Regions from separate parts of the Mus musculus genome. Here region 2 is linked to region 1. A link is a loop called in an ENCODE intact Hi-C map of the cell type or tissue named here. Cell type or tissue: heart. All regions are shown on one strand.

Region 1 (8,000 bases):
TAATCCCCATCAAAATTCCAACACAATTCTTTACAGACATGGAAAGAGCAATTTTCAATTTCATATGGAAAAACAAAAGAATCCAGGAGAGTGAAAAACAACTCTTAACAATAAAAGAACTTCTGGGGGGAATCACCATCCCTGACCTCAAGCTATACTAGAGAGAAATAGTGATAAAAACTGCATGGCATTGATACAGAGACAGACAGGTCAATCAATGGAATAGAATTGAAGACCCAGAATAAACCCACACACTTATGAGCAAAGAAGTCAAAAATATACAATGGAAAAAATAAAGCATCTTCAGTAAATGGTGCTGGACTAACTGACTGTATATAGAAAAATGAAAATAGACCCATATTTGTCACTTTGCACAAAGCTCAAGTCCAAGTGGATCAAGGACCTCACCATAAAAACAGATATACTGAATCCAATAGAAGAGAAAGTGGGAAAGAGCCTTGAACTCTATGGCACAGAGGGAAATTTCCTAAACAGAACTCCAATGGCTCAGGCTCTAAGATCAACAATTGATAAATGTGACCTCATGAAACTGAAAAGCTGCTTTAAGTCAAAGGACATAGTCAATAAGACAAATCTGCAACCTACAGACTGGGGAAAAAAAATCTTCACTAACCCCACATCTGATAGAGGACTAATATCCAAAATATATGAAGAACCCAAGAAGCTAATCTCCAAAAAACAAACAAACAAACAAACAAAAAACAACCAAACAACCCAAATCAAAAAATAGGGTATAGAACTAAACAGAGAATTCATAACAGAGGAATCCTGAATGGCTGAGAAGTACTTGAAATGTTCAAAGTCCTTAGTCATCAGGGAGATGCAAATCAAAACTGGCCCAAGATTCCATCTTACACCAATCAGAATGGCTAAGATCAAAAACCGAGGTGACAGCACATGTTGGGGAGGACATGAAGAGATGACTTCTGTGTTTGGGAATGGGATGTGTGTCCACGGCTCCTTTCTGCTCTAGCACTCTATCTAGTGGACAGGTCCTGTGTATGCTGTCTCTAAATTGATAAGCATGTCATTCCTGCTGGGTTTCAAAGGTCTTGATTTCTTAGTGTTCCCCATTTCCTCTGGCTATTACACTCTTTCTTGCCTCCTTTTCCAAAGAGTTCCCTAATCCTTGGAGTGAGGGATTGGACCTAGACATTCCTTTTAGTGCAGAATGTTCCAAGGTCTTTTACCCTATGCCTACTTTCTGTCTGGCTGTGGTCACTGTATTTGTTCCCATCTGCTGTAGGAGGAAGCTTTGCTGAGAATGATTGAGCAAGACAGATCTACTAGTATAGCAGAATGTTGTTAGGAGTAATTTTGTTGCTATATTCCTTTAGCAGAATATTTGGTCCCTGGACTACCTAGTCTCAGATTCTTGGCTACCCAAGTAGCATTAGGTATGGGTTCCATCTCCTGGTCTGGGCCTTAACTCAAATCAGATATTAGTTGGTTACTCCCACAAACTTTGTGCCTGTATGGCACTAACATATCTTGCAAATCAAGTCATATTTGTAGACTGAAGTGTTTGTAGCTGGGTTGGTGTTTACCTTTCTCCTCTGGTAGCATGCCGAGTCCCTTCCAGTACCATGAACACTGATCAGTTGGGGTGAAGGCGCTAGGTAGATACTAGATTGACTTCTCCATGTTCAGTGAGTTGTTTAGGTGTTGTCTTCAGCAACAGGACTTTGCCATTAGTTTGTAGAAAGTCTTGGCAATAGCCAGGCTGACTTTGAGTGCTGGAACTAATTACATGTGTAAGATAGATTACAATGTGTTCCACTTCACTGTGTGTACTTGATAATGAATTTGGACACCCAATTCTTCTGCTTCTTCCTTCAAAATACTAAGATTATAGACATGTGTCATCATGCCTAGCTGCAAATGCTTTAAAATTTTAAATCTCTCTCTCTTTCTCTCTCTCTCTCTTTGTGTGAGAGAGAGTATGTGTGTGTGTGAGTGAGTGAGTGTGTGTGTGTGTGCGTGTGTGTGTGTGTGTGTGTCTGTACCTGTGTTTGCTATAACACACAAATTAAGATCAGAGGACAACTCTGGGAATCAGTTCTCTTCTTCCACTATGGATTGATCACAGTGCCAGGCTTTCTGGCCCTGCAAATGGTTCTGCAAAACAGCAGAACTGAATTAGACTCAAGGTTCAAATCATTTAAAACATGTAACAACACATTTTAAATTTATCATTTATGAAGGGATTATCACCTCAAGTTGTTATTTTTTTAAAAAACTTAGTTACAAAGTTGACACTTGGAAGTGTAACAGTGACAACTGAATTGATTAGAAACAGTTTCCAAATTCTAGGCCTCTTTTTTGTTGTTGTTGCTGTTTGATATTGTTCAAGACAAGATTTTGCTGTGGCCCAGGTTGGTTTCCACTCACACTGTAGCCCAACGTGGCTTTAAATTGGGGGATGGGGTGGGGAAGTGTCTGTGTGTGTGTTTCAGCCTCCAGAGAGCTGGGATTATAGGTATACAGTAACACATACAGTAACTTCCAGATTTTTTATTTCTTTGTTTTTATATTTGTTTCTTTGAGACAGGGTTTCTCTGGTAGTCTTGTCTACACTGGAAATCACCCTGAACCAGGCTGGCTTTGAACTTTTAAACCCATAGAGATCTACCTGCCTCTGCCTCCCAAGTGCTAGGATTAAAGGCCTGTACCATCATGCTGGGCCTTACCTTTAAAAATATGTTTTCAATTGCTCTGCTGTTGCTTTTCCACTGAACGTGTGTCTTCAGGTTTTTACAGCTTTTCACTGCCCTTGCCTCTCTCTCAAGCTGTTTTGCCATTTGCTTCTTTAGTCTTTACCACTACATGAAAAGCCTTCCTTCCCCATTCTGCCCCATTAGCTTCTTGTTGACACATATCATTTCTTTTTGACCTTTTAACAAAGTGATATCACCTCTTTCATTTATGTCCTTACAGTTTGCAGCTGTACTATGCTGTCCAGAGTCCATCTTTGAGTTATCAATCCTCTTTCCTTATCTTCCCCAATGCAGGCATTGCAGCTGGGTGCCACCATTTCTGACTCCTACTAGTTTGATTTTCCAGAAATATTTCTCTGTACCATTTTCCCATGTGACTTCATTTACAATAGTCCTTTAAATGTGTAAAGTCTTTACTGACATTTTCCTTTATGTTTTTATACTTCTTTTTCATCTTTAAAATCTTGTGAACTTTTAAAGTTAAAAATACTGTACTTCAAACCTGGAGTTGAACTCATTTGCAGTGGCCAAGACCTTTAATCCCAGCACTTGGGAGGCAGAGGCAGGCAAGTCTCTCTGAGTTTGAGGCCAGCCTGGTTTATAGAGTTCCGGGACAGCCAGGGGTACACAGAGAAACCATGTCTCAAAAAGCAAAAATAAAATAAAATAAAATAAAATAAAGAAAAGCTGGGGTTGCAGGTATAAACAATTTAGACAGTGGCTTGGGAGAACTCAGAAGCACTCTGTAGACATGACTCCCATATGAGAAAGTTTGCTTATAATATAGTAATAGCACAAAATGGCAGGCTAACCAGGTAACAGTTACCTAGGACTTAACATTCCATCTAGATTTTAATATTTTATCTAGGTCTTTATACATCTGAACCAAAATTTACTTATTTTGAAGAAGAAACTTGTTCTTTATAATCAAAGATTGAACTTACTAGCACTGATATAATGAAGAATATTTAGTTCCCAGCAAGCATTTTGGAGAAAATGTTGAATGAAAAAATTAACTCAAGGCTGGTGTTCTAGCTCAGTGCTGAAGCTGCATCTAGTAAGGTGGGTAGGAGGGGATGGTTGACAATGATAGTCTCCTGGAAACCAGACATCTTAAAGCATTGCCACAGTCCAGCTGCCAGTCTATCAACAAAGAACACGATGAACTAAACTGTGCACGTAGATTTAACTGGCTTAGTCCTTTCAAAAGTTACAACTTTCCACTATTAATTAATGTGACAGTATGTGAGGATTTGCGTGTGTTGAGACAGGTTTTTTCTGTATTGCCCTGGCTGTCCTGGAACTTGATTTGCCTGCCTGAGTGTCGTGTCCTAAGTGCTGGGATTAAAGGCGTGAGCCACTGTCGCCCAGCTGAGCTTATCTTAAAAAAAAAAAAAAGTGATTTCTGTGATGAACGTGGCACTAGTTATTAGTAATCACTTGGAACGAAGCAGATATCGGACTCTCATAAGATAAACCTTTTTTTTTTCTTGTCTTCCTTTCAAAAGCAAGTATGCAGAGGGCCATAGCTCATGGTATGCCAAACATTTTCATTACTTTAGATCAGACTACCAGTTTCCTGACTTAGCCACTTGTGGTACCGAGGACAGCCACTTCTTTGAAGGCTTCATTTCTTTCTCACAAATGAGAACAGGGAGCTCTGATCTGAATGCTGTGAAGTAGTTGTAAAGGCCTGTCCTCCCCACTCTGCTCTTTTCACTCCGCGCCCTAATCCCGACAGCTAAGGAGATAGGAAAAGGAAGTTCTTTAGTAAGGACCAGGGCTCCCCTGCCACGTGGCCCTCCGCGGGCCCTTCTGCCCGCAGAGCAAGCGAGCTCCAGGGCCCGACGGAGGAGACGCCGGGTCGCCGTGCGTGGGGGAGCGGCAGGCGGAAGCTGCGGGCTGCCAAGCCCCGCGGCTCCCGCCCGTCCGGGAGGGGGTAGGGGCGGGGCGTGCACACGGAAATCCATCGAGGAGGGCGGGTGGGACCTGGGGAGTTCGACTTCCGGTGGCGCAAAGCGTGCCGGGATCAGCTTGCGGCAAACCTCCTTCCCCGGCCCGTAGAGAGACCACCGTTAGCGCCGCTCCTGCTCGCACAGCCTGCTCTCGGCCACACGCTTGGCCGCTGCGGCTCCCGCAGTGTTCGGCCCGGTCCACTTGGTTTCCCAGGCAGCCGGCGTGCGCTCAGCTGCGGCTTCGGCAGACATGTTGTGAGGCGGCGGCGCGGGTGCCTGAAGGATGGTTTGGCCGAGGCGGCTGCAACCGCTGCTGGTGGCGGCGTCCTCGGGGGCTCCGGCTCTGTAGAGCTGACCCTGCTCAGTGTCCGCCCGGGACCGCGGCCGGGCGGGTATTCCTCTGTCTTGCGTGCGCTCCCGTGCCGTTTAGGTTCGGTTAGACGACAGCGCCAGTCCGTTTGAGGCGACACGCAGGGTGGTTCTCCAGCCCTGGGAGTGGTGTCCCTAGAACCCTCAGCCCCCTGACCTTTCCTTCATATTCCCACTAAAATCTCTCACACAGTGGGTGTTCCCTGCCCTCCAGCCCTCCTTCCTGGTTTCTGCACTCTCTTCTCTGAGCTTCCCGGACCCCAACATCCCTCTCCAGGGACAGCCTGTTGAGAAATCTTCGTGGAGTGGTGGACCAGAGGCGAGGAGTTTAAAAGTTGGGGCTTGAAAGACAGGAAGATACGATGGCTTCCTCGTCTGGCAACGACGATGATCTCACTATCCCCAGAGCTGCTATAAATAAGATGATCAAAGAGACTCTTCCTAATGTCCGGGTGGCCAACGATGCCCGAGAGCTGGTAGTGAACTGCTGCACGGAATTCATTCACCTTATATCTTCTGAAGCCAACGAGATTTGTAACAAGTCAGAAAAGAAGACAATTTCACCAGAGCATGTTATACAAGGTAAGCGATTTGTGTGGGATTTGGTTTCGATGAAGGATCAGGGGAACAGTCAAGCTAATAGAGTAACCACTTGGCGTCACAGAGCCTTCATTCCACTTCACTAGTAAGCACAGTTAATGAAAAGTCAAAACGGCATAGAGACAGCTTGTACCTTAAGAAAACACCTATGTAGCATTCTTCTGACATTGTTTTCATCCGGCTAGTGCAAATAAGGAGTGCAGACATTAGGGTCAACAGACATCCGCAACCCCTCACTAGTACAGTTTCCAATCAGGTCTTAAAACAACAAGAATTGACTGCCCACAGCTAAACGTGGATAATAACAACTGAGAAAGGAAACTCAAAGTTCTCTCTTGGAAAGTTAAATTTTAGAACTTCGAGCATGAGTTGAGTCAGAGAGTACCTCTCCCTCACCTGTATCGAGGAAAAGATTCATTTTTGAACACAGGGGTAGGAAAAACCCTTGGGCTGGTGACGGAGGTCAGTGGTGTATCATCTAGCAATCTTGCACAAGGGTCCTAGCATTGAGTTAAAAAAAAATATTGACATGAGTGTGTTAAGTGTTGTAAAGTTAATTGCTTTTCAAAAAGGAAGTATATTTTTGCTTTAAAATCGCTAAGAAGGTGGAACAGTCATCACCAGGTAACCAAAGCGAGCACCACATTTTTTTCTTTTTGACTCCCTCCAACTATTGATTGTTCTTTGAAGATTATTTGTAAAAGATGACTGGGGCAGGGCGGGAACGACAGTCCTGGGGCTTGAACGTAGGGCCTGACACACGCTAGTCAGCATTCTGTTGCCGGTCCTTCTCGCCTGCTGGTCCCCTTTGGATGTGTTTATACATTTATCTTTTATTGAAAAGCACATCTAAAAGTTTCGACAGTTTCTTCCTTATGCTGGAAAAGACTAGGAGACTTTGATGGTTACAGGAAAAGGAGACAAAAGTGCTCTTGGCAAATTTTGGGAAGTACTTTCTGTGGTTTTTCATGAACTCTTAGGAGAAGGTTGCATTCAGTTTGAGACAGTCACTTCTGTTTTATAATAATCTATTGGAAATGCGAACAATTTCTTGATTACTTTTATTTAAAGTTAAAAGGAACAAATTTAATCATACTCGGCAGGTAGTTCTCTACCATTGCCTTTTTATAAAGTTAAGTGTTAAATAATTTTACTTTCTTGTTAATGTCAAATAGAGAGCACATGTATTCGTATGGAGCATATCCATTTTACACCGTCAATATTGACAAGAAGATCAATTGATTAATTTTGAGCCTTTATCCTCTGCTGATGGTAGATTAAAAATACATCCTGCTGTGATGAGGGTGTCTCTCAAGGCTGAGTACTTAGCATGGCAGAAGTCAATCCCAGTAGGTAGTGGAGCCATGATGGTGTGTGTGTGTGTATGTATATAAATAGTCATATTATATACACATATACTCTGCCATTTCAGTACATAGTAGATAACTAAGAAAAAAAAGCAATTTTTTTTTTTAGGGTTAGGAAAGGCAAGATGATAATAGGATCCTACTGTGTTGCCTAGCCTGGCCTTAAACTTAAGAGTCTCTTCCTGCAGTATCTTGAATACTGGGATTATGGACATATAACCACCGTTCCCTGTTGCTTATTTGATTCTTTTGTGTGTATGTGCTGAACTTATGTGTGCTAGGTAAGCACTGCACTGCAGAGCTATATTTCCAGCCGACATACTTAATTCTTAAAACTGGTATTTTTAGAGCTGGGCGTGGTGGCGCATGCCTTTAATCCCAGCACTCGGGAGGCAGAGGCAGGTGGATTTCTGAGTTCGAGGCCAGCCTGGCCTACAGAGTGAGTTCCAGGATAGCCAGGGCTATACAGAGTAACTCTGTCTTGAAAAACAAAACAAACAAACAAAAAAAACTGGGTTTTTTTTTTTTTTTTCCTTCTTGTTTGGTTTGCTGAGTGGTAAGAAAAATGGAAGCCAATGTGTTTTTCTTTTTTTGAGTTTTTAAGTCTTTGAGAAGATATTTAACAAATAGCTAGCATTTCCTTTGACTCTTTATGAAGGAATAGAAGAACTGCCTTTGTCAAGCATCAACTTTTTAATGAAAATGGCAGATTTCAGTAGGATCTGCCTAAACATTTGTTTGTAACCACAGAAATGGTGATTGTTCCAAAAATCTAATGACACAATCTGTCTTCCTGGGGGAAAGCTCATTCTTTTCTAGGATATATTTAGAGTTCCAGTTGACATGATTGAAGTGTAGCTGTAGCAAGCCATGTACTAAATAGTTCAACTTTGGAATGTGACTTCAGTTTAATGTATGACTTAGAAAGTTACACTGAAAGGCTATTTTCTTCTGTGTGATGATGGCAATCC
Region 2 (8,000 bases), 280 kb before region 1:
AGTTGACACAAAACTAGCCAGTATATAAGGTAACCATAGCGGTTAGGTACTCACAAATCCCAGTTATAGGTTATAGTTACATTAATTACAAAATACTAAGTTTTGGTGGGGAGGAGAGGAGACTTACTGGTATTTTGTTTGTTCTGGGTTTTGTTGTTGTTGTTGTTGTTTTGTTTTGTTTTGTTTTTCCAAACAGGGCTTCTCTGTGTCACTCTGACTGTCCTGGAACTCTCTTTGTAGACCAGGCTGGCCTTGAACTCACAGAGATCCAACAGCTTCTCCCTCCAGAGTGCTGAATTAAAGGTGTGTGCCCAGTTATTGTTTTATTTTTAACTAGCTCAAAATGCTTAATTTTCTAGAAGTGGCAGTAACTACCAGTGACATCTGGGTTGATGGGAATTCTGTGAGGAAAGGTCCTTGACAAGCAAGTCAAATTATTAAGTTTCCCCCTCTAAATTATGGGGGAGGGGGTAGACATAGCTCCTGGGTTATAAGGACTCACTGCTCTTGAAAAAAAGACCCAGGTTCAGTTCCCAGCATCCTCATAGTGGCTCACAACCACATGTTAACTCCAGTTTCAGTGGATATGGTGTGCTCTCCTATCCGCCACAGGCAGCATGCACATAAACATGTCACACATACACAGGCAGGCAAAACATTCATACACATAAAATAAAAAATGTCTTCATTTTGTTTTGCTTGTTTAGTTTGTTTTGGCTTTTTTGTCTTATTTTTGTTTGTTTTAATCTTTGTTTTTGTGAGGGCTTTTTGAAAGAGAGAGAACGTTAAGTTGGGTGGACAGAGAGGTCGAGAGAAGCTGGGGGTGGGGTGGGAATATGATCAAAATATATTGTATGAAAAAAATTTAGAGAAAAAAATACTAAGGAAAAAATAGGGAAAAAGAAACTTAAACTCTCTAAGGGCTAAATAAGGACATAAGTGACCTTTGGCCCCACCCAGTTGAGACAAACAAGAACAACTGCCAAGGATATAAAACTGGTTTCAAAAACTTTCCAGGCCATTTATCTTCCCCTCCTCTTGGAAATAAATCTACCTTGCTGTTTCCCTACCCACAAGGTAAGAGCATCTCCCATACCTGTTGAATGGTTACAGCCTCACTGTAACTTAAAATGTACCTGGAGGGCGAGGTGACGCGTGCTTTAGTCCCAGCACTTGGGAGGCAGAAGCAGGTGGACTTCTGAGTTCAATGCCAGCCTGGTCTACAAAGTGAGTTCCAGGACAGCCAGAGCTACAGAAAAACCCTGTCACGAAAAACCAACAACACAAATGTACCTTATCAGAAATATTATTGACATCAGGTATCTGCAGGTGTGGCTGGGCATGCCTGTTATCCCAGCACTTGAGAGGCTATGACAGAGGGTCCACCATGAGTCTGAGGTTAACCTATATACATATCCAGTACAAGCCAGCCAGCACAATACATAGCAAGACCTTATCTCAAAAGAACACAAAAGTAAAAACAAAACCCCCTCAAAACGGGTATCTGTATTCCCTCAAAACAAAGTGTAAGAACTAGTTTCCCTGAAGCACTGTATACTGGGCACACTTGTAAACCCTGCACTAGGGAGGTAGAAACAGGAAGATCAGAAACAGGAAGATTGGGAATTCAAGGCCAGCCTGTGCAAGACTGGGACTTGGTCTCAAAAAGTGTGTGTGTGTGTGTGTGTGTGTGTGTGTGTGTGTGTGTGTTCTAACATACACAGGCTGTTAAAGTTTTTTTATTTTCTTTTGCCAAAAGACAGTGCACAAGAAACCCTCTCCATGACAAATCAAATTTAGCTAATACTAAGTTAATGCTAAGCATGATCTATGAAGAAGAAGAAGGAGGAGGAGGAGGAGGAAGAGGAGGAGGGGGAGGAGGAGGAGGAAGAGGAAGAGGAGGCGGCTACAGAGTTAGCTCAGTCTGTAAAGGTCTTGCTCTCCAAGCACTTGGCGTCCAGATTTGCACATCCTTGCAATCTCAGACCTGACTAAGTGGAGACAGGGGGATTCCTGGGACTCCCTGGCCTATTTGGAGATTTCGATGGGAGGAAGCTCCTGGGGAAAACACTGGACTCTCAACTGTGCCATTCATTCATACCCTTGCAATCACAAGCTCTTAAAAGCAAGAGGATCAGAAATTCAAGGTTATCCTTAGCTACCTCGAGAGTTCTAAGTCAATCTGTGTCACATGAGAACTTGTCCTTTAAATCTTAAGTTTACCTTTAAATTTTTTTGAGACAAAATTTCTCTATGTAGTCGTCACTAATCTCGAACTTGTTATGTAGACTATGCTGGCCTCAAACTCAGAGGCCTGATTCCCAAGTGCTGGTATTTAAATAGTTTAAACATTTTTAAAAATTAATAATCTTAATATTAGCCCACTAGCAAGCTTACCCTAATTTCATCATTGATAACGATGCAAATTCAGAAAAGTAAGAAACACACTAAGTGTTTGTCATTAATGTAAGCATAACTATTTGTAAAACTAATTTTGTTTGCGTGGTGTCGGGGATTGAATCCAGAACTCTTAATTTCTAACCTTAACCACATCAGAAAACCTTTGTACAGTTATAGCGCCAAAGATTGCATTCACATCTGTGGAAAACATTTAAAGCCAAAACTAAAGCCTAAAGCTCTACCAACTCCAAAAATTAATAATAGAAAGCTAAGTAGTTTAAGTTCAAAGATTTTAAACATGCCCAAATACTTTAACCTGGAGGGGTGGAATGCTAGACTAGGTTCTAATACTGGTACTCAAGGCACAACTATTTCTGGTGGCGCTGCTACAAACATTCAGTTTTACACCCTTAAAACCATGAGTTGTCAAGTCAGTCTCTCAATCTGGGTTTCTCTCGTTTCGATGTAATGACTTACACTTGCAAATTTCAAATTAAAATATAAGATTTATTTGGACAGTAACGGTTTCTCCTCAACTTTTTCTTTTTTTTCCATACTCATAAGAAGCACACCAACAACTGACCTAAATACACGTCCCATGTCGTCAGGCCTTTTAATGTAAGCAGTGTCCTCTAGAGACATATAACAATACTGCCAATGTGTGAGGCATTGATTTGTAGTTGTTTTTCCATCCGAGCTATGGATTTGTGCTCAGCTACTCACGACGTCTACTAGGTCCCCCTGGTGACCAAACAGTGCACCAAAGCAGCAGGAGGGTTCTAAAGCCTACTGACAGCGGAACAGAAAATCATGAAAAATTAACACGGCAACAGTACACACGACGTGACTGTGAATTGCGTTCGCACTGCTGGCGGGCTGAGTGAAGAGCCGTACAACGGTCACCATCCCCTTTTTGCAAAAGCATCGCCTCGATCGAGCTTGCCTACTCCTCCCTCCCATTTAAACCAGAGATGTGATGAGAACACCAAACCCAGGGGATCTGCACGAGGCACAGCTACTGGCTGGGACTTGGGGAACCACTGGTATGACAATCGGTCACGATTCTGTGGAGCATGGAGGAATGACACACCACCCTTTCCTACCCCAGACACAGAGTCAGGAATGGCAGGTCGAGGGGGGGCCCTTGGGGAAAGCGGGAGAGCACGCAGAGGAGGGACCGCGGCGCGTCCGGGGCCGGGACTCAGAGGGGCTCAGGGCTGGGGCGGCGCCCGAGGAGCGGGACCAGGGCTGGGAGGGCGCGCCGCCAGGTGCCGGTCCGCAGGAGGCGGCGGGGCGCGCACGGAGGGAGGACGGGGCGCTGAGTCCCGCGTGGCGCGGAGCGGAGGGCGCGTGGCGGGGCCGCGGCCGGCCTACCTGGAGGTAATGGGGTTTCCTCAGCCAGGCCCCCGCGCAGAGACTCCTCGCCATGGCACTCACATCGCCCCGCCGCGCCGCAGTCGGAGGCGGACCCGAGCGCGGCCGCCCGCCGGCCTCCCCGCCCCTGCCCCGCCGGCCCGCCCACGGCCCGCCCCCGGCGCGCGCTCCCCGGGGCCGCGCTGCGGCGAGGGCGGCGGGTAGCGGAGGCCGGCTCCGCGCGCAGAACCCCACCCCCACCGCCAGCCGCGGCGGTCGTCAAGGCGCGGGCGCGGGGCTCCGCCATAAAGGGGAGTCGAGCCTCGCGTCCGCCGACACAAATCCGCCTGCGCCTCCGTGCTTAAAGGGGAGGCGCGGACGGGGGAGGGGTACGGCCGAGGCGGGTGCGAGCAGCACGGGGGTGCGCAAAACGTGGGCTCCGTGGAGCGCCCACTTCACTGTGAGGCTTGCGGCTTCACGCGCGGAGTCCCGCCGTCCGCGCTCTGGACCTGTGCGAGCGGATTGCACGGAAATTCTGTGGATGCTTAGAGCTGCATCCTAGGCGACCAACTAACTCATAGATCCTCTCCAGGGAAAGGAGGCTCTCCGGAGACGCGACCACCGCTATCTAGGGGAGGAAGGGACTCCTTCCCGCTCAGTTCTGCGTGGCCTTCCAGACACTTCGCCTCTTTGCGTACCTTAAATTTAATGCAATTTTTTTCTTTTATTTCTTTTTCTTTCTTTTTTACCATTTCGACTTTTTGAAGTTTGCATTGTTTGCAAAACAGCCTCAGAGTTTTCTTGCCTCTACCACAGAATCATGATTCACACGTTAAATACATAATTAAATAAATAAATGCCGGATAAATACAGTGAAGGCAGGAGACCTTCTAGGATATAGCAGAGCAGCTCAGTTAAGGCTATACACCTCAAGGCGTTGCTTTCTTCTGTTGACACTGATGGCCAAATAAGGGAGAAGGGGCCACCCTGGGAGGAGTACAGCTATTGATCTGAGTGACTTCAATGCAGGGAGATGCAGGTCCTACTTCATTTTTTTCCCTTGCTATGCCGTACTTTATGTTTCTAGTGCTTTCAGTTTCTGGAAACAGGTCTTTAACCTGGATAATATTTTGTTACTCGCAAAGAAGTGCATGAGCCACTGACTTTCACTTTTAATTAAATGACTTCAGTAATTTCTAAAGTAAAAGTAAATATGAGCTGGGCATGGTGACTCATGCCTGTAATTCCAGCACTTGGCCAACCGGAGCTACTTAAGACAAAGACAGACAAAGGGAGGGAAGGAAGAAGGAGGAAAGGACGGATCCTACCGGTTTCCTTTAGTTGTTTTTTTGTTTTTTGTTTTTTTAAAGATTTATTTATTACTTATTATATGTAAGTACACTGTAGCTGTCTTCAGACACTTCAGAAGAGGGAGTCAGATCTCGTTACGGATGGTTGTGAGCCACCATGTGGTTGCTCAGATTTGAACTCCGGACCTTCGGAAGAGCAGTCGGGTGCTCTTACCTGCTGAGCCATCTCACCAGCCCTTTTTTTTTTTTTTTTTAAGATTTTATTATTTATATGTGTATGTCTGCCATATTTGTGTGATTGCTTATAAAAGCCAAAAGAGGGCATCAGAACACCTGGGGCTGGAATTTCAGTTGGTTTTAAGCTGCCCAACTTGGGTGCTGGGAACCAAACTCGAGTTCTCTGGAACAGCCAGAAGCCCTCTTAACCACGGAGCAATCTCTCCAGCTCTGCAATAAGTATTTTCTTAGCATCCAGACACTGTTCAAATTTTTTTGCTATGTACACAAAAAGACAAAGCAGGCAGAATTCCTAACTTTATGGATATTACATTTTGGAGATGAGAAGACAGGCAATAAATAATAAACACAATGACTATAGAGAAGTCTGGTAAGAGCCAGTTGTGGTGACATGCCCACAGTCATAGTACTTGGGAGGTGTAAACAGATCAGGAATTCAAGGACAGCCTCAGCCCAGCTCACCTGCACAATTTGGAAACCCTATCTCAAAATAAAATAAAATAAAATAAAATAAAATAAAATAAAATAAAATAAAATAAAACAAAACTGGTCAAGGCCAGGTGAGGTAGTAGCAAGCAGATATGTGTGAGTTCAAGACCTGCCTGGTTTATATAGCTAGTTTCATGCCAGCCAGTGCTTCAAGGTAATGGGGTAGTGAGAGGTAGAGAAAACTACAGACAGTTGGCTAGGAGATCAAGAGTTTATTTGCTCATGTTACATTTAAGTATGTATTTGGAATTCAAGTGGTGTCTGGGTTTGGGGTTTCAGTTTTTTTAAATCAAGGATGCATATAGGCCAGGCTGGCCTTGAACTCACAATCATCCTGCCTCTACTCCCAAGTGCTGGGATTGCAACTCTGTACCACCACATCCAGCTCTCATGGCAATCTTGAGTAGGTGATTGTGTACACGAGAGTATGGGATAAAGGAAAATATTGCACGTTAGAGATACACAGGTGTTATCGGCATTTTCAGATGGCATTGAAGCCAGGTTTTACAAACTACATGCATTTGTAGAGGGGGAGGTGTAAATAGAGGTGTAAATCAAGGATGAAGCCCTGGGTATAGTGCAAATCAAGGGAGGCGAGCAAGGAACAGGGTCTCAGGAGCAGCCAGTTAAGGAATAAGGTAGCCCAAGAGCCAAATTAAGCTAGTGTATCAACGAGGAGTGAATGCCATAGTAAGGAATTGACCACTGGATTCACTGTGTTAGAGAACTCTGTCAGCACCTGCATAGCGGCTCCCTAACCATCTGTAATCCAGGTCCAGTTCCAGGAGATCCAGTGCTGTCTCTGGTCTTTGAGGGCGCCAGGCATGCAAGAGTGTGTGAGTGTGTGTGTGCCTGTGTTCGTGAGTGTATGTGTGTGAGTGTGTGAGTATGAGTGTGCGGGTGCATGTGTGTGTGTGTGTGCATGAGTGTATGTGTGTGAGTGTGTGTGTGCATATGTGTGCCTCTGTGTGTGTGTGCGTGTGTGTGTGAGTGTGTGTATATGCCTGTGTATGAGTATGTGTGCGTGTGTGTGTGAGTGTGTGTGTGCATGTGTGTGTGTGTGTGTGTGCATGTGGGGTGTGTGTGTGTACGTGTGTGCGCAGTCATACAGATAAAATAAAAATAAAGTTTTTTTTTTAAAGAAAACAATGAGAAGGAAGGAAACATTTGAAGAAGTGGGGGTGTGGCTCAGTTAGAATGCTTGCCTAGCATGTACAGAGACCTAGGTTTGACTCCCAGCACCACATTAAACTGCATGGATCCAAAACTTACCCATTACCCAATACACTTAAGGTCTCACTATGTAGATGTGGAAGTATGAAGTTCAAGTCCATTCTCAATGTCATAGTGAATCTGAGATCAGCCTCATGTACATGAGTCCTGCCTCTAAAAGGAAGAGGGAAAGGAGGGGGCAGAAGAAAAGGGATGAGGAAGTAGAGAAAAAGAAAACAGAGGAGGAGAGAGGGGAAGCAGAGAGGGAGGAGAAGGGAAAGAAAGAAAACAATGGTAGGAGGGAGGTTGAAGATGGCTAACACAGACCTTTTTTGAGATGTTTTCCTAAAAAGCTGGAGCCCCATATTGGAGCAATAATCATTGAATCAGAAAGAGATTTAGGTCACTGTGTACCTTCAGCGACAGTGAATGCGTGAATGCAGAGATCGTGGCTGCACAAGATACTGAGACTAACCAGCCATGAGCAAGTGCTCAGCCCTAAACAAAACATGTAACAGGACCTTTTCTAGATGTCAGGAAACGTCTCAGAAGAGGAGCAGAAAGTGTGTGAGAACTGGAAGATGGTGTGGAGGGATGCAAAATGCCATCCTCTAGACTCAGCACAACTGTTGCAATCATTAATTTACAACAACTGCTAACACAAGACCAGCCTTGAAAAAAATCAGCCATACATGGAGAAGGCACTCCTGAGCCCTTACTGCTGCTGAGCTATTGACTGTTGATAAACTCAGAGAGAGAGAGAGAGACAGACATTGTCTTCAGTAACCCACTAAGCTCCAAACCTATAATCACACAGCTCTGGTTAAACTCAGTAGGCGAGTGGCCTGGACCAGCAGGTTGTTCTTCAGCAGCAGGTACCTGAGGAGGAAGGGCCAGAGGAGATGAGAGATAAAAGCAGACCTGTGGGTTGAGAAAGTCTTACATAAACTATGTTTTATGCCAAGCAAGCTATAAAAAGAAAAGATTAATTCATCTATG

The links. A loop is a pair of places that touch in the nucleus more often than their neighbours do. Peaks named below come from ENCODE experiments on the same cell type or tissue, not always from the same donor. Only the 100,000 strongest peaks of a DNase experiment are listed, where the experiment ranks them.
Region 2: a loop joins it to region 1, with 4 times the contacts of the local background. A loop is called at or near these places in 2 of 42 quality-filtered maps.

What each region holds. Positions count from the first base shown.
Region 1 is chr5:108,264,166-108,272,165 of GRCm38, forward strand. It overlaps Dr1 (down-regulator of transcription 1), which reads left to right and starts at 4,732. Exons shown (of 3, transcript NM_026106.4): 1 at 4,732-5,644. The coding sequence starts at 5,425. In heart, no CTCF peak of the experiment used is centred here; DNase peaks (open chromatin) are centred at 4,676 and 5,296; H3K4me3 peaks cover 3,746 bases; H3K27ac peaks cover 2,115 bases.
Region 2 is chr5:107,983,175-107,991,174 of GRCm38, forward strand. It overlaps Dipk1a (divergent protein kinase domain 1A), which reads right to left and starts at 3,903. Exons shown (of 5, transcript NM_026062.4): 1 at 3,775-3,903. The coding sequence starts at 3,828. In heart, a CTCF peak has its summit at 3,157 (motif pointing left); a DNase peak (open chromatin) is centred at 3,867; H3K4me3 peaks cover 2,352 bases; H3K27ac peaks cover 2,033 bases.